2 separate regions of the Mus musculus genome follow, and region 1 is linked to region 2. Evidence: chromatin loops called from intact Hi-C (ENCODE). Cell type or tissue: gastrocnemius. All regions are shown on one strand. Each heading gives the region's core, and the rest is flanking DNA. Links, peaks and the distances in the headings are about the cores only. Region 1 overlaps Gas7 (growth arrest specific 7). Region 2 has its middle 11 kb from the start of Gas7.

The links. A loop is a pair of places that touch in the nucleus more often than their neighbours do. Peaks named below come from ENCODE experiments on the same cell type or tissue, not always from the same donor. Only the 100,000 strongest peaks of a DNase experiment are listed, where the experiment ranks them.
Region 1: it touches region 2 in a loop (2.1-fold over the local background); 2 of 42 quality-filtered maps call a loop at or near these places.

The regions. Positions count from the first base shown.
Region 1 is chr11:67,621,044-67,632,569 of GRCm38, reverse strand. It overlaps Gas7 (growth arrest specific 7), which reads right to left. Exons shown (of 14, transcript NM_001109657.3): 3 at 2,880-2,960. Among named protein-coding and RNA genes, the nearest start is that of Gas7, 40 kb to the right of the region's middle. In gastrocnemius, for the core only: no CTCF peak of the experiment used is centred there; no DNase peak of the experiment used is centred there.
Region 2 is chr11:67,569,723-67,581,248 of GRCm38, reverse strand. It overlaps a transcript of Gas7 not described here. Among named protein-coding and RNA genes, the nearest start is that of Gas7, 11 kb to the left of the region's middle. In gastrocnemius, for the core only: a CTCF peak has its summit at 6,694 (motif pointing left); no DNase peak of the experiment used is centred there; H3K4me3 peaks cover 596 bases; H3K27ac peaks cover 3,236 bases.

The DNA of each region.
Region 1 (11,526 bases), core at 2,741-7,740, 53 kb before region 2:
TTCACAGAAACAAACGAAACAGAAAGCACTGAGACCTGGCCCTGATGGATCTTCATGACAGGAGGGTTTGGTGTATCTCTGAAGCAACCTTAGGTCCTTACTGTGTCTGTTTCTCTTCCCACAACAGTACTCAATCTCTGTGAAACTAAATGAGAAAAAGCGCTAGGGAAAAAAATCTTGTGACCCCCCCCCCCTACAGAGAAATAGAGTGGCCACCATTTCATTCTTTATTTATTAGATTTAGATTCAAACATACGTAAAGAAGATGATAGCATATGCCAGACCCTATTTTCACTGGAATGGTCCAGGAAGATGGAGGATGGAAGACAGAGGGAGGATGAAGAATGGATGGAGAGGATGGAAGAGGGATGGAGGGTAGATGAAGGAAGGAAGGGAGGAAAGTAAATGGAGGGAAGATGTTGGGAAGATGGAGGACAGAGGGTGAAAACAGAAGGTGGGAATGGGGACACAGAATGGGTGAAAGTCCGTGAAGGGAGAATGGTTGAATGGCAGCTGGAGAAGGGTGGAAAAGGAAGTATGATTGGGGAATATGGTGATGAAAGGAAGATGACGGATTGGAGGGTGGGAGATGGAGACAGGGAGAATGATGGCGGTGGCAGGTAGAGAATTATTCTGGTGAGCTTTAATTGCCAACGTGACGCAGCCTAGAGTCACCTGAGAGGGAAGCCTCCACTCAGGAACTGTATAGATCAGATTGACTTGATTAATGCTTGGTGCAGGAGAGCTGAGCCCACTGTGGGAGGCACCATCCTAGGCAGGTGGTCCAAGGTTGTTTAAGAAAGCTAGCTAATCGTGAGCCAGTGAGCAAGGCAGCGAGCGCTGTTCCTCCAAGGTTTCTGATTCAACTTCTTGTTTGCGTTCCCACCCTGACTTCCCTCAATGATAGTCTGTGACCTCTAAGCTGAAATAACCCTTTTCCTCCCTTAAATTACTTTTGATAGGAGTGTTTTATCACAGCAGCAGGACGAAATTAGAACAGGGATAGAAGGTAAGGTGGGAGGTGGAGAGCACATGTAGAGACAATAGTAGGAGGAAGGGTGGAGGGTCAGTGGATGGCTGAGTTATCTTTATGCTCCACATGATCAAAATCATGAAGCCAGGTCAGGCCTTCTCATGGTCCCTCTGGGTTACTAATACATGACTGATGAAAAAGAAGCCTGCTGGCAGAAGCAACATGGCTCGGACCCCAGGAAACAAATAATAATCTCACCAATTAAAGACTGCCCCTGATAGTAGACACACTTGGATTTTAAATAACGGGGCGGGGGGGAAGGCCTCACATTCAGTTGGGGTACACTCATCAGCATATGATATAGCTGATGTGCCCCACACTGAAATGGGTGGGAAACCAAAGAATGCAAGACATTCTTTCCTGTCCTCATGGCCCACAGACCCCCGAAAGACCAATATCCCTACTGTACGCAGTGCTAGATGGATGTTTTTATACCTCAGAACAGTTTCTGAACTCTCACTGTAGTCCTGTAAGGCCAGGAGTCTTTGCTCTAGGCCTCTCCTGTGCCCTTTAGGACATTTAGCAAGAGCTCTGGAATCTTCTTAGAAGATGCCTGTGAGTGCCTTTCCCTGGGACAGTCTTAGACCCTACCCAATTACCACTGGAGGGCAGAGCCTCTTGGAGTTGAGATCATACAGGCTGGCAAATACATGACATGCACTGAATGAACACAGTGGGAGTCCCTGTGAAGTGTGTGGGTGCATAAGGGTGACTTTCAGAACAGGGTGTGCCCACCAAACATCCAAAGAGAGCATGGCCATTAAGCTCCTTTGCCAGGGAACTGGTTGGGCAGAGACTCTATGGTCTTAGACTTGGGAAATGCCATGCTAAGTCGCTGAGGTGTGGGCAGCCACTGCCTAGGTCCCTCTGACCCTCTTCCCTATCTCCCTATCCTTCTTAACCCCCCCAGAGGCCCGGTACACTTGAAGCTGGGCCAAGAAGTGCTTTTGACATGCTTCTAGGTGATAGAGGGTCTATGACTCCTAGGCCTCTGCAGAGGTCCAAGTGCTCCATCTGCCACAGGTGACAGCAGAGGACTTTGATAATCCTGTGTGTGCTGAGTAGACTTTGAAGAGGCAACTGATGACTGAATTCATGCAACAATGAATCCAGGTTCTGTGTGGAGATGTAGAGACCAGAGTACTAGGAGACATTCAGGCCCTACCCCTCAGTACATCATGGGAGGAGAGCCTCAACAGAGAGAAGAATTAAGAATGTACTGATACAGATTGAGAGGTTGAGGACCCCAACCAGAGTGGCTGCTGGGAGGAGGGAATCACAGGAGAGATGATAAACTGTTTTCCCTGTTGCCAAGCCCTGTAACTCTTCAGAACATCTAAGTACTAGAACCTAAGACATTTCTGGATAATTAATTCTCATATACATATAGGGATGTATGTCTCAAACAAAGCCATTCAGCAGCCTCTACAGATAACGCGCATCCTAACAAACAAGCCCACTTCCTTTCCAGAACATTCTGTTCAAAATTTCCCCCGTAAAACTCGACCTCCTTTTAGCTTCAGCTCCTCGATGCAGATGTGAGCCATATGGAGGTGTTCTGCCCTGCATCTGGAAAGATCTCTGATCCCTGACTTTATCCAGTCAGATCTCATCCTAAGTACCCCAGTAGCCAAGAGTCTTAGGTACCCAGAGCTGCAGCTGGTCCTGCCAGGGCACGACCGCCATGTTGGGAAGCAGGCTTTAGGGACATAGTCTGGACCATCTCCAGGTCTGGTTCACAACATACCATAGCAGCTTTCAGGCCCCAGGACCCACAGTCTCAGCTTCCCAGTGAAGGTGGGTATACAGCCCTCCCACTTATCCCAAGCTGCTGAGTGGCTCTTACCTGTTGTAGGCAAAGAGCTCCTGTGAGGGCCAGGGCTGGCTGAAATCCCAGGAGAACTGCTGGGACGTTCCCAGGTGGTCTCTGTCAAAGGAGAAACAAGATCAATTGGAGAGTGCTGAGATGAAACCGAAATGTCACAGAGCAGAGTGAGCCAGAGGCAGTCACCTTCCTTAGAAGAAGGACACCAAAGGACCCCTTCCTTCCTTTCCTCAGCCTCATAGGAGTTTGCTTCTTGCCTATGTCCCTTACTCCCCAACCTCACCCCTCTTGGCAGAGCATCTCTTAACCAAGGCCCTTCTTTACATGGTGGGTCTGAAGAGGTAGCTTCTAGCTACAATCTTCTACCCTCCCCCATCACTCTTCTCTACCTCTGTTCCTAGGGCTCCCATTTCTAGTCCCAGAAGCCCCAGCTGTACAGCAGGCAGTTCTTCTCAAAGCCTATGGTAACCTCAAACCCCAGTGTTCAGAACAAAGAACCTGGGTCTGTAGAAAGTGAGTCCTCAGCCAGTGGGTGAGCCTCAGGCACCTCGGACTCTGCTGCACTCTCCTTAGTTAGGTCGTTTGTTTTTGATTTTAGAGTCACTGTCTCATCATGTAGCCAGAATGACTTGTGATTCTCCTATCTCAGTCCCCCAACCCCCCAAGTGCAGATGATAATCATGTGCCCCTATGTGCAGCCTGTTCTGTGTCTCGGTTGAACTACAGTTTTGAGTGGTCTTTCAGTATACCACAGTGTGTATTGTTTGCTGTCTTCTCCAGGGTTCCTTCCCATCACCCTCCCTGCTGACCCTTCTGCACAGGTATCTGCCTCAAATTTGTCTGAGGACTTGAGCCAGGACCTAGCACACATATTCCAGCCCTTGGATGGTCACAGGTTTGCACCCTGACATCTGTACTTTGTCCTTTAGCACAGCAGTCCTGACCGGTTCACTCCATCACAAATGGCTCCTTGCCAGCCAATAGGGCTGCACATTGTGACAGTCCATGGGCAACCCCCACCTGGTATGCTCCTCAGCTGTCTAGAGATAAACAGACTCCCATTCCACCTAAGCTCAGGGAAAGTCTCCAGAGAACCATGTCCCATTTGTTTGTGCTGCTGACTCCGTTCCTTTGGTGGCTGAGGCCACTGACCTTATTTTAGAAGGAGGAGCACCTCACATACTCACATCTCCAGCTGATGTACAGATTTTGCTATTTTAGCTTCTGGCCACCACAGGGTCCTACTTCCTACCCCTCATCCATTCATCCTTCTGGTACTTGCTAACCACAAGCTACTAACATGCAGGGAGAAATAAAGACATAGCCTGAGCAGCTATGCTTAGCCCCACCTCCAGGCAGGTGACAAGGTTGAGCCTGAGCAGCTGTGGGCCTTGCTGGCTCTTTTCTAGGAAGACTGTGAGGAGGGGCATTGCAACCCTGTGTGTGGGGGGGTCTCATATCAGATATCCTGCATAACAGGTATTTACATTTTGATTCATAACAGTGGCAAAATTACAGCTATGAAGTTGAAATGAAATAATAATGGACAGGGGTCACTATAACATGAAGAACTGAACTAAGGGGTTGTGTCATTCAGAAGGTTGGGAACCACTGGGCTAGGGTACCTTGTAGCTCAGGAGGCTGTTGCGAGTGTCTTGAAGCCCACAGAAAGAAGCTGGCCTGCAGGTAGGTACTTGCTCTCCAAGAGGTTCCTGGTCAGGTCCTTAGTCCTTCTGGTACCTCCCAGTCCCCTGTGAAAGCTCCAGCTGGGCTTCTGAAGGAACAGGGACTCTGACTGAAGCCACCGCCCAGCCTGTCTCCTGGCTTTGACAAGATCTAACCTATGTAAGACTTGAGGACAACTGCAAGCCTGGAGCAGTAACAGAACAGAGCCAGACTGTCTGGAGAGGCATCTGGAGAGAACACTAGAGCTTTGGCAGAGGAAGGATCACACCAACAGCAGGACCATGATGGGTGACACTACTCAGAGGGAGGAAGCCATGTCCAGGTCTTCTGTAAAGAAGACCCTATAATCTGCTTAGAGTGACTAGGCTCTCTGGCCTAGGTCAAGGAAGACTGAAGAAATGATTGAATCCAAAGAGCCCAGATCAAGGCTCTTGTGCCTTCTCTGGGCTTCCATTGCTAGGACCCTGAGTTGCTCCAAGGTGGCTGTTGTCACCAGGGCTAGGGATACTGTGTAAGTTGCAGTGAGCCATCCGCCAGAGACTCTTTTCCTACCAACGCACAGGTGGAGAGCAGTCCTGAAAGAACACACTTTCCTAATGGCAACCACTTCCTTCGGACCTTGTCCACTGTAACCAGGGCAGCCAGACATATGTAAACAGCTGGCCATGGGGAAAGCCAGCTCAGGGAGCCCGTTTACTCCTGTTCTATGCCAAGAGTCATGAATACTGTTCCCTCACAGAGGCTTACAGGGCCTCGCCTTCAGAGAACAAAATTTAGAAGAGAGCACAATTGAAAAGTTGAATGTTATTACGTTAAATTCAGCTTTCAACGTACCATACAATACTCCTTTATATTCAATAGTGTGTTTTTATTTTAATACAATAATGCTTAAACATTTAATGCTTAATACATTAATACAATAATGATTAAACAATTAAGACAATGAGAGAGGTGGGAACTATTATTTTGACATAGTGGACTCTAGACTTTTGGGCCCCCTGCTAAGATTAAGCCTGCCTGCATTGGAGCACACACGTCCACTATGGGTACTCCTGGATCTCTTTACTGGTCCTGAGCATTTGCTATGGGTCCATCAACAAGCCTTTGTGTCTTCAAGTAATCTCCACCCTTCCTTCCAATGGCTTAGCTCATCTTCAGGCCTACGTGGTGGCTTTCTTCTGCCCTCAAATGCTGCTGGCTAAATAATAGGTGATAGGCAGCAGGAGCAAGCTTCGAAGTCCTCTTCTGCCTACCTCTTTATTCCTTTCTCTTTCTTTAGTGGTCCTCCCCTTCCTGCTGCCTGTGACAAGGTCCCATGTAGCCTAGGTTGACCTTATACTTACTATGTAGCCAAGGATGACCTTGAATTTCTGATTATCCATCCTGTCTCTACCTCCCGAATGCTAAGATTTATTGACATGTTCCACCATGATCAATTTATGTAGTGCTGGGGCCCAATCCAGGGCTGGCTGTGTGGTAGGCAAACACTCTACCAACTGAGCCTCCTCCCAAGCCCCCTTCAGTGCTTCTTGCATTCTCTCTGCCCCTTATTTAGTGGTGATCCCAGCAGCATGTGACCAGGCGTAGGCAAATGGCAGTCTTAAGATCTTCCTTTCTAGCTCCTGCCCCTCCCTAGTCAGGAGTAGTGTCCCCAAGTTGCCCAGCTCCATGGTATTCCCCGGCATCAGGAATGTAAGTCATTCCAGGAGAGCTTCAGGAGCCCCAGTTTCCTGACCCAGAACATCTGTCTGCTGAGTGTCAGATGCTGGATCTGCAGTCACTGCTTCCTTGCAATGTGTGTTTGCAGCCCCAGGATGCAAGCCCAGCTCACTGGCCCTCAGAAAACAGCAGCAACTCCAGTCTCCTCCTCCTCTGCATCTAGGTATTCTGGACCCCTAGTTACTCAATGTCTTCTAGTTAGGAGTCTCTGGCTTTAAAATACCCAATGGCCTCTTGAAACGGAATGAGCCTTAAGCTCCAACCCCAGCCTCTAAGCAGGAGAGAACGTCCTCTCTTTGGACAGTTGCCTGTTCCTGGAGACATCCGACAGTGTGGTACCAAAGACCATCATCTCCCAATTGATCTATATCTATCTCTCTCTATATATAATGCATTATGTATTTATAATTATATAATATCCATTACATATTACATTATATAATATTATACATTATATAATATATTAACTATTATATATTACATATTATACATTATATATTATATATCATATATTATATATGGTGTGGGTAAATTTGCATGAATGAAAACTTTTCCTACAGAACTGGTGGGAGGAAGTTGTGCCAAGAGACGCATTATATTAGGCTTAATGTTGGTTCATGATAGAGATAATAAAGCAGGGGGATCGGGGAAGTGGGTAAAGCATTCGCTTGCAAGCATGAAAACTGGAGTTCAGAGCCCTAGGGCCCTGTGAGATGCCAGGGGGGCATGGTACCCTGTCTGTAATTTCATCCCCAGGGTGCCACACTGGAAGCTGGGTGGTTAAACCAGTCACATCGGCTAGTTCTAGGTTTGATTGCAGGACCCTGCCTCAGTGAGTCAGGTAGAAGAAAAATGATTCTCAATCTCAATGCTGAGCTTCCACATGCATGCACATATACACATGGACCCTTCCACACATATGTGTCCAAATATATGGAAAAAAAACATACACATATGTACATCACATGCACATCTGAAGAAAGAAAATGCAAAAAGGAAACAATGAGGGGGACAGATGATATTATTAGAAGGACACTATCACGTAAATAGGTGGCTGTGATGGCTAATCTCGATTGTCAACGTGACTGGGCTAACAGATGTCAACATGACTGGCCTACAGGACCTGTGGAGCACGTGTCTGAACATGCTTGTGAGGTTGATTTCAGTGAGGATTAGCTCACGGAAGCTCTGACTTAGTGAATGGCTTAATCCATTGATGAACTCATGCTATTCTTGGGAGGCGGTAGTAGGCAAGACGTGTGTGTGTGTGTTTCTGTGTGTGTGTGTGTGTGTGTATGTGTGTGTGTGTGTGTGATACTTGGATGAAGCAGGTCACTGGTATGCATCCTTGGTGGTTGTATCTTACCCTACCCACTCCCTGTGTTTCCTTCATTTGCTCCCTGTTGTTGCATATGCTATAGAATGCCCTGCCATGAGGGACAAACCCTTCCGACACCATGAGCCCAAACAAATCTTTCCTCCCCTGTGTAAATACAATGATCAAGGAAAACCTTCCAAGAAAGAGATGTTTTTTAAAAAAGACATGGGAGAGGTTCATTAGGTGTCTATTGCAAGTCTCTGGTTACTCCAAAATTGGCATCTGAAAACATGGTCTTTTTATGGTCTCACATGGTTTCAGAAGGTCACAACTTAGAAGTGGGTTTAGCATGGTGGCTCTAGTGCAGGGACTCCCAGACAATGATAGGAGAAGCCATGGCATCAGCAGCCAAGAGCATTGCTACTGAGCTGTGTATAAAATGGCAGCTAACTCACCCAGAGCAAGTGAGCCAAGGGAGAGCAAGGCAGAAGTCACACGTCTGCCCCATAACTCACAGTTTATCATGGCTGCCTGGTCCCATAGACCACTCTTGATAGAGTCTAGAAAAGGAAGGGACATGAGTAACATGGGTTGGGTGCACGGGGAGCCATTTTGTAAGTCACTTACCATGTCTGGGAAGAAACCAGCGCTTATCTGAGGGAAGAGAATTCCAGGCCCAAGGAACAAGAAGGAAGAAGGCCCTGAGACAAAAACATGCCTGCCATCTCCTAAGAGCAACAAGAAGAATGGAATGGCCAAAGAAGACATGGTGGGTGGAGTGGGAGGGGATTAAGGTCAGATGCAGTAGGGATGGGTTAGCTCAATATGGGAAAGGGTTTCTAAAGTATGGTCCATGGGGGTCTGGAACATCAGCATTGTCAGGAACATGTTAGAAATGCAGTTCTCAGGCCCTGTCCTAGACCTCCTGAGCCTAAATTGGGTGCCAGGTACCTGCATCATACACCCTCTGGGGGATTCCATGGTCTGTTCTGGATCTTACTAATCATTGCAAGGATGCTGGTTTTTATTCTGAATAGCGTGCTTTGAGCAATGAAGCAACATGATCTGACAACCACCTCTGAGCTGATCTCTTGGACTGGGCTACCACATGCGCTCTGCTGTCTCTCTCTATCCAGCCTGCCACTCCTATAGAGATTGAGGTAATCCTGGACTCTTCCCCAGCAACCTCTGAAGGAATACTAGAAACAGGGTGTCAACAGCAAGAATGCAGTAGACACCACCCCTGGACCTTAGCAGACAGCCATGGTGGCACCAGCTTTGACATCAAAGTGAAGGTACCACTGAGATAGTGAGTGTCTCTCTCAGCCAAAGTCAGGGGAATCAGGATATGTGGGAGAGTCTGATCCCAAGACCTTAGCTACAGACCTGGCCTCCTCATGCATGACTCTTGTGAGGGCGTGCAGATCATTCCTGAATCATCTGATGGCAACTCAATAAAGAGAGCATTCTTGGGTAGCTTCACTCTGATTGTTCCTGTGCCAGCTCACGGCAAAGCAGGTGTCAGGTCCTGCTAGCAGACCCTTAACAAACAGAACAACACAAATGCTTCTCTCTAGTATCACTCCCACTGGCCCCTTCCTGGAAAGAACTGCAGGACCAGCCCTGCCAAATCATGAGCCATGTCCCAGACATGTTTGAGAGAAGTATGTGTGATTCCATCTGCTGGGGGGCCTAGTACGTCCAAATGGATCCAAGAGGGTGCACAGAGTTCTGCAGTTTCTGACCTACAGTGAGCTTCAGAGGACAAGAACCCTGTCCAGAGCTTCGGTCCCCTCCTCTGCTTCCCTGCTCCCTCTCACATGCCAAGCCTCTGTCTCACCATACCCCACCTCTGTTTTCATCTCTTCATAGAACACATCTCCCAGAGAAAGAGCTGAGAAAGTATTCTTCCCACACCAGGAATAAAGATAAGCTAGGAAGATAAAGATTGAAGGTAATAGCTGCATGACTCAGAGACTCCTTTGCTGGTCGACACATCCATCTCTGAACTGTCCCTGGCTGAACAGTGGTCTGGAGATGGGCAGGACCTGCAGATCTACCCAAACAATGAGGAACCCCGAGAGCATTTAATGGGGGCTTGCCTGCCCCCTTGGGTGGAGGGGTAGTGATGGTTGACAGCAGTGTGGGAAAAGCATGTCTTGCTACCAAACCAACAGGTGTGTGCAGCCAACTGGCACTTCACAGCTAATAGGCCCTGAGTCTCCCTTGACAAAACTGGAGGCAGATGCCAAGAAGGAAACCGTATCTAATCCCAAGCCTGACGTTCCCAATCTGTGCTCAGTACCCAGTGCTCCTGGCTCATTTCTTGAGGCCAGTTTTGTGTTAGAATCTCTAGGGCCATTGGTCTGAAATGCTGATTCCTAGGCTCCGAGCCTCCGAGCCGGAGGATTAGGTTCAGTCCATGGCAACAGAACCCAGAAACGATTGTTTTTCATTTGGCAATCTCAGTGATGAGTCAGCTCTGGGGAAAACCCAGGGAGCCCATTGTAAAATCATCACGGAGTCCCATCACTGGCCCCATGGAAAGTGTCAGGCTTAGGATCAGGTAAGATGCATGCTAGCAATACAGGGTAATTTAGGGAACTTCCAAATGCTCACTATATCTATTCCAATCTTCTAAAACTACCAAGGTCGTAGTAGCTGTCCCCAGAGAGCCCTTGTCTGCGTGAGGCTTGGCTATCCGTCCTAGGGATCAAGAATATTTACCAACTGCAACGGAGTACTGAGAACTCATAGCAAGCCTGCGTCCCCAGTCTGTTCTACAACAGTTGAGCATGAGGAAGGAGCAGGTGAGCAAGCTGAAGACAACACAGAGGGTCAGGACTCTAGAGGCAGGGGGATAGTCTCATTCTAACTGGGTGGAGTCTCCATGACCTGCTGGTCCAAGCCAGTGAGCTGCTTGGGCACTGTTGTCCAGGTTTTCTGAACTCTGGATAAGGACATGAGAAACAGTCAGAGCAGCTGGGTGAATGACTTTCCTCCTCCCTTTCCCATCCCTCCCACTACGGATGCAATCCGAGAGCTGAGACCCATCACCTCAGCCTGCGTCCTACACAGAGTGGAGCAGGTAGGTCACCAGGAGTGTTTGATGAATGAACTCAGTTCAACACAACCATTACAACTCAGTAACATGGCTAGTGGCTAATTCAGAAAATGGCCAGCCTTCTTGTATGTGTAGGTACAAAGATACGGAGAAAGAACAAGACAGAGCCAGGGAACACAGAGCACGCCATTTTCTTCTCAGTATGTGAATCACAAAAAGTTAAAGCCCTGCTTCAAAAGTACCAGGGGCTGGGATGTAGTTCAGTGGTATAGTGCTTGCCTTCCATTGACTCAGTGCCCAGCACATCAAGTGAATAAATAAATAAAAGGGAAAAGGGCATATATGGATAATTTACAGAAAAAGAAACCAGTTATACTGATCAGTAAATAAGAAAACCTATTAATCTCCCTCAAATTTGGAGAAACATAAACTAGACTAACAAAAACCACATTTTTATTCATGGGATTAATATGGTCCTTCTAGAGTGACCTCTCTTAATGTAGATCTGGAGAAGCAGGACAGAGAGGGGGCTGACTCCTGGACAGACTACAGGTGCCTGTCAAACTTCCTTTTAACTGGACAACAGTTCTAGATGTGACATCAAATAACTGAGATTTTTTTCCCTTAGTATTTGTTGCTAAAGTAGAAAAGTCCCGGAGAAGAGGCCCAAGCATCCACCCACCGGGGAGTAATTTCTGTGGACAGAACGGCATTCCCCACTGGGAGAGTGAGGAAGGCTGGTGTGGAAAGTGCGATGCTATGCACACAAGCATCGTCACCATCATGAGAAGGAAAAGTCTGTGTTGCCTTATGTACAGAAGTTGCTGACAGAACATCCTCAAAGTGTATCCTGAAAATGGAACCTCATTAAAACAAGTATT
Region 2 (11,526 bases), core at 4,348-9,347:
AGGCAAGAACCAGGTTTCTATGCCATCTTCCTCCCTCTGCCCGCAGGCCCAACATTCAGACAGTCTCTGAAATCAACAAGGAAGGGATTCCAGCAAGTCATAATTTATCTTTTTTGTCTAAGTAAACACTCCCTGATACCCAGGGGGCATGGCCCCTGCTTATTTTGGAAAGAGGAGGATGGACGAGAAACTGATGGGAGGTCCAGGAGGGGCTTGGTTAGTCCTGAGCTCAAAGAGGGGATACCAAGATGAACTGCCATTGAACAGAAAACAAAACAACACAAGACAAAACAAACAACAAAAATTGACCCTAGGGAGTAGCAGGCTCCAGGCCTACTGGTGTGAGTGCAGGGCAGAGATCGAGGGACAGGAAACCAAGTTCCCGTGTGCAGCAAGTAAAAGGTTCTAGGCATCACGTCACAAAAGATTCCCAGTACTGAGTGAACAGGTCAGAAATGGTGTTCAATTCTAAAAGCCCTGATAACTGGAGCGATGGTTCAGTGGCTAAAGGAGACTGCTACCAAGCCCAACTACCTGAATTAGGTCCCACTTCCCGACAGTTAGATTCTGAAAGGTTTCCCTGCTCAGTGACTTCCAGCTTCAGTCATGCTTAGCCTGTTGTTACATCTTGTCACACCCCTGTGCCACCGCAACACTGTGGTTTATTTAAACAGCAGTAGCAGCAGCTGCAGCAGCCACAGCAGCAGCAGCAGCAGCAGCAGCAGCAGCAGCAACAACAACAACAACAGTGCTGGGCATGGAATTTCAGGTCATGAACTCATTAAGCAAGTCCTCTATCACTGAGCCACACCATCAGCCTACTCAACATTTTTTTTTTAAACTAACTTATAGCCAATTTAAATTTAGCCTTGGTCTAAGTAATAACATCTAAGAAATCACAGGTATGACTTGTAATTTTATATTTTCCAATTATACATAAAAATATCTACAACTTAAAAGCCGTCATGGTTATGTGATCTAAAATTACCCTGCAGATCCTTCGCTGTAAACTCAGTACGTGTTAGGAAACACTCAGGTTGCACCGAAAGCAGCTCGGCGCATCTAGGAAACGGTCGGTCTCAGGTTGTTTTTGTAATCTTGGAAAGCCAAACCTGAATTCCCTGCAAACACAGAGTCTGAATCACTATGGGGAAGTAAAGAGGCAAGGATAAAAATGCAAGTGGGGCCCGCGGTGTAGGTGCTGAAGCTGTTCCGGGAATGCCTGTCAACTTAACGGGCTCACTCTTACGTTAGCAAAAAGAAGAAAAGGAAAAGGAAACATGTACTCAGTCTTGGAAGAAACAAAAACAGTCAGAGGAACCATTCAAGAACCACTAGGTCAGCAGAGGGGTAGAGAAAGATGTCTTCCAGAACAAGGATGGGCCATGGAAGGGAATTAGCATTTGCAACTTCACCAGCCGTCCCCTGAGTGCAGATGTGTGTTATGCTTTCACCAGTCCCGGTTTCTAACCCAAGGGACAGGATTTGCAGATATCTGATCCCCAAGTTTTCAGTACCCTGGGCACACAGGTAGCAGGGACCTACCCTTCTGCTCTACCCATCATCGAAGCCTAGAAGTTCCCAGGAAACCCAGGGATAGCGAGCACAGTGAGATTTGAGGGGCTTGGGCAGGCTGCTAACCTGTTCTGAAAGCCAAGGTGACACTGGGAACTGGACTGAGGGGCGTGTGTGTTATAGAAACTGTGGGTCATCCATAAGAAAGAGACCTTTCAGCAATGGGAAAACGGTGCAGAGGTCAATAGGAGTCCACGTGTTCTGTACAGAGGCACATACCACCTGACGAGTCCAAGAATGAGAAGAAAGGAGGCTGGGATGGTCGGAGAGGCAACTCCAAATGAGGAAATGCCAAGCTGAAAGCTTAACGGAAGAGCACATCTCAGAAAATAGTTCAGAAGCAACTCGGACACTGTCAGAAGTCACGACCTCTGAAAGGGGAACAGAAAGTGTGGAAAAACACAGCTGAGATCAAAGAGGTAGCCTAAAGATGGAAATGGATGAGTTGGGACCTCACAACCGGAACCTGCTCACTCAAATCCACTTCTGTGGAGCGCTGGAGAAGTGCCAATATCAGACTATAACTCTTGAAACTAGGCCGATACTTGGGATCTCGGGAGGTAGAGGCAGGGGGATTAGAAATCCAGAGTAATCTTCAGCTACACTGTGAGTTCAGTAGCCCTGTTGTCTCCAAAAAAAGACAAAGAACAAGCAAAAGAATTAGCAGGATGGTGACCGTTGTTCAGTGGTAGAGCTCCTGCCTGGCAGGCACTGTCCTGAGCTTGTACCCCAGGACATTTAAGCTGGGAATGGTGGCACACACCTATAAACCCAGTACTCAGCCAATAATCCCAGCACTCAGGAGGTGGATGCATACGAATCAAAAATCCAAGGTCATCTTTAAGTATATTGAAAGTTAAATTATGTTTTTTTTTCCAATCTGCAAATGGGAGCCTCTTTCCCAAAATTTTGCAATCACAGACATACCCAGTGAGCTGTGCTAACACCTCATGCATGACAGAAACAGGAAGGCTTGTTTTAGGCACGCAAGGGAAGGCACTACCCATTTAACCTCCAGGCACTGAGAGATAAATCTACCTCAGGAAGGTGATAATGATGAAGTCTCAACTCAAGTGTGAGTCACTTCTTGTTCTGTGTAGCGAGTGAGCTGTGCTGTGTGGCAGATTTTCCACCTCAGGGATAACTCCCTTGCCTTGACTCTTTACAGCCTCCCTTAACTGATCCGTCTCAGAGGCCATACTTTAATACTTTAATGATCACTTGATTCCATCTTGCCGTTTTTACAGATGAGAAAATTGAGGACCAGAGACTAGGAATGGACACCATGCCTTCTCGGTCTCAGGAGAGAGCATCCTCTGGCTGCCCTGAACTTTGATGTGAATGTTCCAATCTCACGAGGCTACAGAATGAGCTGTGGTTAGCAAAGGCAGCCAAAACCCCATTAGGACCTTAGCACTCCTCAGGGAAAGGTGACACTGACAGCCACTTCCCATTTGTTTGTGGCCAAAGAGCCCTGTGGAGGAAGAGGCCTAGGGAGGAAACATCTGTGCACACAGAGTGAAGTCATGACCTCACTTGATTTTCCTTTTTGCGAATCCTCTTCAGTCTATTTTCCCTATCCTTAAAATACAAAGCTCTAGCCAAACAAGAGGGCCTGGAAGATTCCAGGGGCTTCTGGAAAGAACAACCTACGAAAAATTCCAACATAAGGTGTTCATGACTGCATTGGGCTTGGGGAAGGAGTACAAACCAAGAAGTCCCACAAAACACTCACCAGCCCTCAGATATTTGCCTGCCCCAAACCCAGCTCCCGCTCTCCAGCAAATCACAGAAAAAACAAACACTAGCGTTCCAATCACATTCTACTAATAGCATAAGCTTAGAAAACCCCATGTGAAACTGTCTTTTTCTCCCCAGCACATAATAATGAGAAAACAAGCCAGCATGGTGGCACAGGGTAGACCCAGCACTCAGAAAGCTGAGACCCTAAGGTCATGAGTCTGAGGCCGTCCTGGACTATGAATAGTAAATCTCTCTGTCCTCGAGAAGTTTCAGATTCAGTCAGAGGGCAGAAACTCTGACAGAAAAGGATTTGCTTTGCAATGCTTCCCACCACCTGTTAGGTCTCTGGATGAACCCATGCGAGCTTCCATCAGATGAGGGAACTGAGGCTCGCTTCATGGTGCTATCCAGACCAACCCAACAGGCTATGTGGAATGCCCCAGAGCAATACTGCCCAACCTTCCTGACACTGAGCAGGCTGACAGAAGGAGCAGGAGGAAAGACACAGAAATGACAAGACTGGAATTCAGCGGCACATCAGCATCTGACTCTCGTGGGTACAGGGACATCCCAAACAGCTGTTGGGCTGAGCCCTCTTGATTTTTTCCTTTTGCAAATCCTCATCCAACTATTTTTCAGCACCAAGACTCAAAGCTCTAGCCAGACAAGACAACCGGAAGACAGAGATTTCCAGCACAAGGTATGCACAGACCATTCCAGGACCTATAGACTATTATGCAAGGCCCTACCACCCTTCCTGAAATGACCCATGCAGGCATTTTTCTCCAAGGCGACAGAATGAATGAAGGGATGCAGGAATCAAAGTTCCCCATCTCCCATTTTCCCCCCTTGGATATCTTCAATCAATTCTACCGCCTGTACTTTGCCATGAGATCCTATGTTTGTTGCCGCTAGCTGCTGCACTGTTAGAGGCCAGGAAACTTGACATATACTAGCTTATTTGACTCCTATAGAAACCTTAGGGGAATTGCTTCTTATTTTCATTTCACAGTGTGCTTTCAACTTGGTGTTCTGTCTCCTGACCTAGTGTTGATTCCTCCTCACTCAAGGCTGCCTCTGAGTCTATGTATTGAACCTCTGCTACCTCCCAAGGTAAACACCCTAGTTTGAAGAGGAAGCCAGGCAGCCAGCTCCCTCATTATCCACTTGACCCAGGGAAGGCAATGGTGACTGCTAGTAGGAGCCTTGTTAACTGGGGAGAGGGGAAGCAGCAGGGGGAAGTGGATTGTTAAGTGGGTAAGTAAGAAAATAACAGCATATACATTCTCACCACAAAGAACTCTTACCAGCATCCAGGGGTGAACCCGGACTCCCAGAAGGCCACTGAGTGCTAAGTGGTTGCAAGCAGTTTTGCTTGGGACCTGACAACAAGGAGCTCTAACCGGTAGCTTCTACTCATTGACCAAAGCAAGAGGCAGAGGCAGAGGCAGAGGCAGCTAGAGACTAGGCTCCCACACTAACTCTCTAATCAGGGTAGCCTCCTCCCCTCTGCACTGAATTCTGCAAGCCTAGAAGGGGACTGTCTCCTGGGAGGTGTGCTCCACCCTGCTTAACTTCTCCAGTCATTGTTCCTCTGGTTTGAGTGACCTGGGATGAGCACTTGTCTGCCACTTCCTGGCACAAAAAGTGTTCTATTCAAATTGGTCTCCAAACACGGATGTGCATGAGAAATGCATGAGCCTGAGATGGAGCTGGGCGGACGGAATGCCTGCGTAGACATGAAGACTTAGGCTTAATTCTTAGAGCTCATAAACTGGGCATGGTAAAGCATAGTGATATCCATGTAGTCCCAGCACTCAGGAGGTAGGGACAGACAGAACAAGAAGTTCAAGTTGATCCCTAGTTCACAGGCGAGGATGGACTACATGAAGCCCTATGTGTATGGGGGGGGGGGAAGCAGGGTAGGAGGCAGGGGGCAGCAGGCAAGATAAATAGGCTTCTTCTTTCCAGACTCTGAACAATACTTGTCAACTTATCTGGCATGTTGACCTCATTTTTTTTCCTGGAATGGCCTGTGTACCAAAAACAAGGGTAGACGAGAAAGAAAAAATTCTAATAATCTAGAAGGTGGAGACTGCAGTGCCCATGTGACAGTCTATTTACAACGGGAGGGCTTTTAGATACTTAATCCCCACCCCAGTTCTCCAAAGCACACAGAAAAGAAATGGGCCGGGGAGACAAGGCCATTGGTGTCTGGGAGGCAAACTTCTCAAGGGCCTTGGGTACACCATTGGGAAAGGCTCACATAGACTGTCTACTGAAGCAATCAAAGCCCTTAGCCAGAGAGATGGCTGGTGATTGTGAAATCTTATCTGATTTTCCAGTATGAGACTTAAAATCAACCTGTGGTTGATGCTTGCCTAGATGTTATAAAGAGCTGACAGAGTACGAGGCAGAGGTGGTGCACACCTTTCGTCCCAGCACTTAGGAAGGAAGAGGCAACACAGATCTCTATAAGTTTGAAGCCAGCCTGGTCTACAGAGATAAGTCCAGAACGGCCAGGACTATACAAGGAAATCCTGTCTTGCAACCCCCCAACTTTACAAAAAATACTATCATATTTTCATCTAAAGACCTTCCAGCTCCTCTGAATGCTTGGCTACCCTTGATCAGCCTGATAATCCCACCTGGTCCTTCAGAATGAGACATGGTTCTCTAGCTGTGTTACTAGGGCTACACACTGCTGGGCCTATGGGAAGGCACCCAAGTAACTGTCTTTAAGGTAAGCTGGAGATGCCAATTGTGTTTGGTTTTTGTTGTTGTTGTTTGTTTGTTTTTTAAGTTGGAATATACTCCTAAGAGTTTTCATATTAGAGATTTAATACCCAACACAAGAATGTTGAGAGTTGGGACCTTTAAGTGCTAATTAGGTTGTGAGGGCCCAGCCTTCAGGAATAGATTAATGTTGCTATCAGGAGTGGGTTAGTTACCGCTTGTTAACAAAACAGGGCTGGCCTCTTCATATGTATCACTCTTAGAGATATTGCCTTTCTGCCTTCTGCTATGGGAGGACGCCCTAAGAAGTCTCGAAACAGAAGGTACTGCCATGGTTTTGGATTCCCCCAACCCACAACTATGTATCAAGTACATTTCTAGTCTTTGTAACTTACTTACTCTCTGCTGTATCAGAGAGACACAAAGCAGACTAAGACATCCAGCAGCATTACATCAATGAATCTACAGGTAGAAGTGTGGAATCCTCACTCTGTTGTCATCCAAAAAGGGATTGAGGGGCTGGCTGGATGGCTCAGCCGTTAAGAGCACATACTGCTCTTGCAGAGGATTTGAGTTCCATTCCTCGAACCCACATTAGGCGGCCCACAAATACTTGTAACTCATGCTCCTTGGGATCTGACACCCTCTTCTGGCCTCCAAGGGGCAACTGCAGTCAACTGCACAGTCCCATTATGGACAGGTGCCATCAATCCTTGCTGTGGATATGTGTGTGAAATATAAGACTATACATACTGGCCTCAAGAATGGTTATCGGCAGAGGTGGTGGGAACTTGAGGCAAATTGGAAAGCACACTGGAGATAGAGTCAGCTGCCGCATGTCAGAGCCCCACTGGACAGCAGGCTGGGTGTAACCGCAGTGTGCTCTCTCAGTTTTGAGAGAGAAGCTGAAATTCTGAATTTTTGTGTGTGAGAAGTGCTGATTTTAAGATGTTGGTGACCAGCTCAAAAGTATTTAAAAGAAACACTCTCTCTCTCTCTCTCTCTCTCTCTCTCTCTCTCTCTCTCTCTCTCTCTCTCTCTCTCTGTGTGTGTGTGTATATATGTGTGTGTGATGGGAAACAAAAATCAAAATTACAATAAAGTAGTAAATCTCACTATTCTGCCCTTGATTTTGCCCACTGGCCACCAGCTGTGCTTGCTGCTTTTATCTGTTGGCCATCTGCATACCCTGTCATTTGAAGATATGCTTTTGGTTTTAAAGAGCTGAGTACCACTTTCCTCAGGCTGCCCATGCAGGACCTCTTACCACTGATCCTAGTGGGTGCAGCTGAATGCTAGTTTCTGGGCTATCAGTGGGGCAGTTTCTAAGAACTGCACATATGTGACCAGCTTCCTGCCCAGCCCTGAGTCTTGCTCCCAAGCCTGGTCTAACCTTTCCCCTGTGGGAAGCACAGACACATTTTCTTGGGCCAAAGAGACCCTGGAAGATCTGTCCTGCTTTCAGCAAGGTAGGTGTGTGAGGATGCCAAAATAGGATAGGTGTACTAGCCTGGCATAGCAGCCTGTGTGAGGGCAGATGCATGAAATATGACAGTCACCATAAGACCAGAAAGTCACATGAGGGGAAAGAGAAAGCCAGCACTGGGGGACATAAGTCTAACGGGAGGGAGGTTGGATTGGACTCTCCCAGGAGGAATGGGGAATTGTCTCCTGCAGGCCTTAAGGACACAGGATGAGTGTTCCAGGGTCTAGAGTATCAGTGACAGAAATCTCCACGGGCTTGGGTCACAAGGTATCTTGCCTGAGGATATTGTCTGGAGCAGCCCTGGGGGACCTGGGCACTGCAGGTGTTATTATTCTTGCTTGCAGGGCTAAGAGAACAGACAACTATATTCCTATCACCAGACCAGCCATCTCCCAGCTGGGCAGCTTGACCCTGTTTGTGCTTCTACACAGGCTTCTCCAAATGGTGCTGCACATGGATCCTACCCAAGCTTGCCCTTCTCCCTCCTGGGGAGCCAGAGTTTCACTGGAAAGGGAATCCACAGCCATTTTGGAGGGATCCTGGGCTCATTTTGGTCACTCTTCCACTTAAGGCCAGCAGCATCCAAACTTTTGTTTCTTTTGAAAGTGCTAAGTGACAAAAAATTCATATTTCCCTTCATGAACTAAAATATACACTGACTCTTGCTATGCACAAGTACAAGGACATTTTGTTTTTCAGGCTAGACACTGACTAACAGGCAACATGTGGCTTGGGACTCAAGGCTCAAGATTCACTGATCCCCAGATACAATCTCCCTTTATTGAATTATTTTCCTTGAGAGCTAGGTGGGGTAGTGACCTCATCAGGACTGTGACCAGCACTTGGGAGACAGAGACAGGAGAAATGTAGATTCCAGTCTGACTTATATTTTGAAATACTGTAAGAAAGAAAGGGGGAGAGAGGGGAAGGGAGATACAGGGAGGGAAAGGAGGAGGGAGATGGGAAGGGAATATAGGGGTGAGATTGCAGGCAGGGTGCAGTAGCATGCACCTGAAGCTCTTCCATGTATTCAGTGGGCTAAGGCAGGAAGATCACTTAAGTTCTAGAGTATAAGAGCAGCCTGAGCAAAATGAGAGCCAATCTCACACAAAGCAACGGAAGCTCTTCCATGTATTCAGTGGGCTGAGGCAGGAAGATCACTTAAGTTCTAGAGTATAAGAGCAGCCTGAGCAAAATGAGAGCCAATCTCACACAAAGCAACGGAACGAATGGGATCGATGTCTTCAGACCTAGACCTTTGAGATATTTGCTTGTGTCTGATATTATGGGACAGGGCACCAAAAGGCGATACTCTAGCCGTGCCACTGCCCTGTGTGCTGCATCATACTAAAGAGAGAGGAGATCCAAGGAGAGCTCTGGCTCAGCCAGTATCCTCCCATGTCAGCTACTGGAGAATAGGATTGCAGCCTGACACTTGTGGATGCCTGAGGTTTGCAAAGCATGCTGTCCTCAGACCCGTCACACATCCCAATTACATCCTAGCTCTGTCCTCCATGGGGTCACCCCTACTGTGACCCAACTCACTGAAAAGCCATGGGAAGATGTTCAACACTTTCTGTGTGTCCCTAGGGAAATGAAGCCTCAGAAAAATTTGTCCATGGCAAAACTGTCCCACGTAGAAAGTGCATGAATCCATATAAATACAAGTTTTCTGCACTTGAACTTCATGCCTTGTCTCAAAGGCTGTCTTCTGGATCTCATTATACAACCGTGTGCTCATTATGTTTCCCCAAGTCGAGCAGAGAAAGGCATATTCCTGACTGTATTTCCCTTTTGCAGCTCCCCTGACTGATGTGTGCGCTCCATACGCTGCCCTGACCTCAGGGCAGAAAGCTCACAATGTGACTCTGAAGAATCAGAGGGTCCGCACAGAACTCCGACTTTCCTGCCCCACTTGCTGTGTGACCTGTGCCGGAACATGTCACCTCTCTATTCTCTCAAATGGGGGAATGATACCAGTTGCTTCCCAACAATCTTTTCAGGCTTCCCCTGAGTACTCCACCGCACCAGTGAGAGCCTCGAAAGACTGGCCACATGATGGAATGAAGAAATAAAAAGAAGATTCAAATCAGAGAATGGAAATAAATCCATAGAAGCCAGTAACACTTCCATCTCAGGTACCTATCCTATCTGAGTGACTTCCTTTGCGTTTTGGAACCTTGGTCACCGTGCAACCCAGACTTCCTAAAGTCATAAGGACCAGAGAAAGCAGAGAATCACCAAAGTCCATCCGAAACAGAGTCCACTCCTAGCTCCGGTCAGCAGCTGTACCTGCTCCTCCTAGCCTGGGGCATCTGTTTGAAGAATGACTGAAGAAGTGCCAGGATTCCCACTCACCTCAATCCAGCAGTCGGTCCTCATACACATCTGACAGGCTGGTCATTTTCTGCCACAGTCCCCATAGCCACGATTTCCCCGTGGCATCCGCTAATTCAGTGTGCAAAGCAGCATTTATATATAGAAAGTTGCAACCACGCAGGTTAGCATTAAAATAGAGCCTTTGACGTTGCCATGGCAACCAAACAAATGATATTCAAAATGAAAGAGAAGTATTCTGCAATCGGAAAAGCATGTCCACAGCCTTCCAGGACAGCTGGGCTCCTTCCCTCGAGAGGGGTGGGACAGCCTCCAGAGAAGAATTCTGTTCTTAGGAATCTCCTTCTCCATTAAGTCACCCACTCTGGTGTCAGCTGAGGCCTTGCTGGCTGCACAGGTTCCTTCCTAAAGCCAGCTCCCACCTGGGGTAGACAGACAGACCTGAAGCCAAGCAGCGAGGCTGCTTAAGTATCTCGCCCAGGTATATCAGACTGCAAATTCTCAGTCCATTAAGCTCCATAGAGAAGAAGCCTGTGTGTTATTACTCAGGATGCTTCTAGAAACAAAGGTGCCCTTCTGCCGCTGTCTGCCTTAAGCAGAATCAAGAGGCCACCTGCCAGCTGAATGACATTTGTCAAGATACTCTATCCCCTGGAACCTCCAGTTTAAAATATTAAGTGTGTACATAGTAGAGGGGAGCAACCTACAGCCTTCTACCCCTGATTCTGGGATGTGTATCTTTCCCTCTTGTTTAATATTCCTCTTGGACATAACGGAAGCCCCACTGAAACACAGAAGTTCTTGGTTCCTACACTTCAAGCATGGGTCATGGGATGACCTCCCACCGTTTAAGCCGCCCAACCACTGAGAATGCATACCGCCTCCAGATAGAAGGGTCCTAGGTGAAGCCGGTGCCTTGACAGGTCTCTGAGACTTTTTGAGACTCATTCTGAAGTCAAGTGTGATCTGGAAAGGCTTGAATAAAGAAGATTGTTGGTTCCAAGGGTTGATGCAGGTTACAGAGTACCAGGAACCGTACTGGAGGCTAATGGGAGTTGCTTTGGTCTTGCCTTTGAAAGAAACAGTGGAACCCCAGACCTTTTTTGCATCTCAACCATAGGCCTCATGCTGACTGAACACAGTCTCCACATGCTAAGAAGCTGGGTCAAAGGTCACACAGTGTGCTGTTCCATTCATGTGACATTCTCAGATAAAGCCAAGAGGTTGGGGAAGGTGCCAGGGCTTTAGATGGTGGAGGTATGTATGAAAAAGGCATGCAGAAAGAAAAAAAAATAGGTAAGATCTTACTATGTAGCCTTGGCTGACCTAGAATTTGATATATAGACTAGGCTGGCCTGAAGCTTTCAGGAGGGACATTTTGGAAGTGATGGAGTTTCTACATCCTGGCTATTGGGGTAGCTATATGAATCTATATGTGTTAAAATTTTTTAGGACTATATGTCAAAAAGTTCACGTTTATTATATGATAGCTGAAAATATTATTTTCACCTTGGGGTAAAATAAATAAATAAATGACAGTTGGTAACCTACAGTATTCAGCTCTAAGAAGGGGTCTTCACCCCTAAGCAGGTAACCCATGTTCACATGTGTTATCTGTGTTGTTTTTCATCTGATATACACTATTTTGA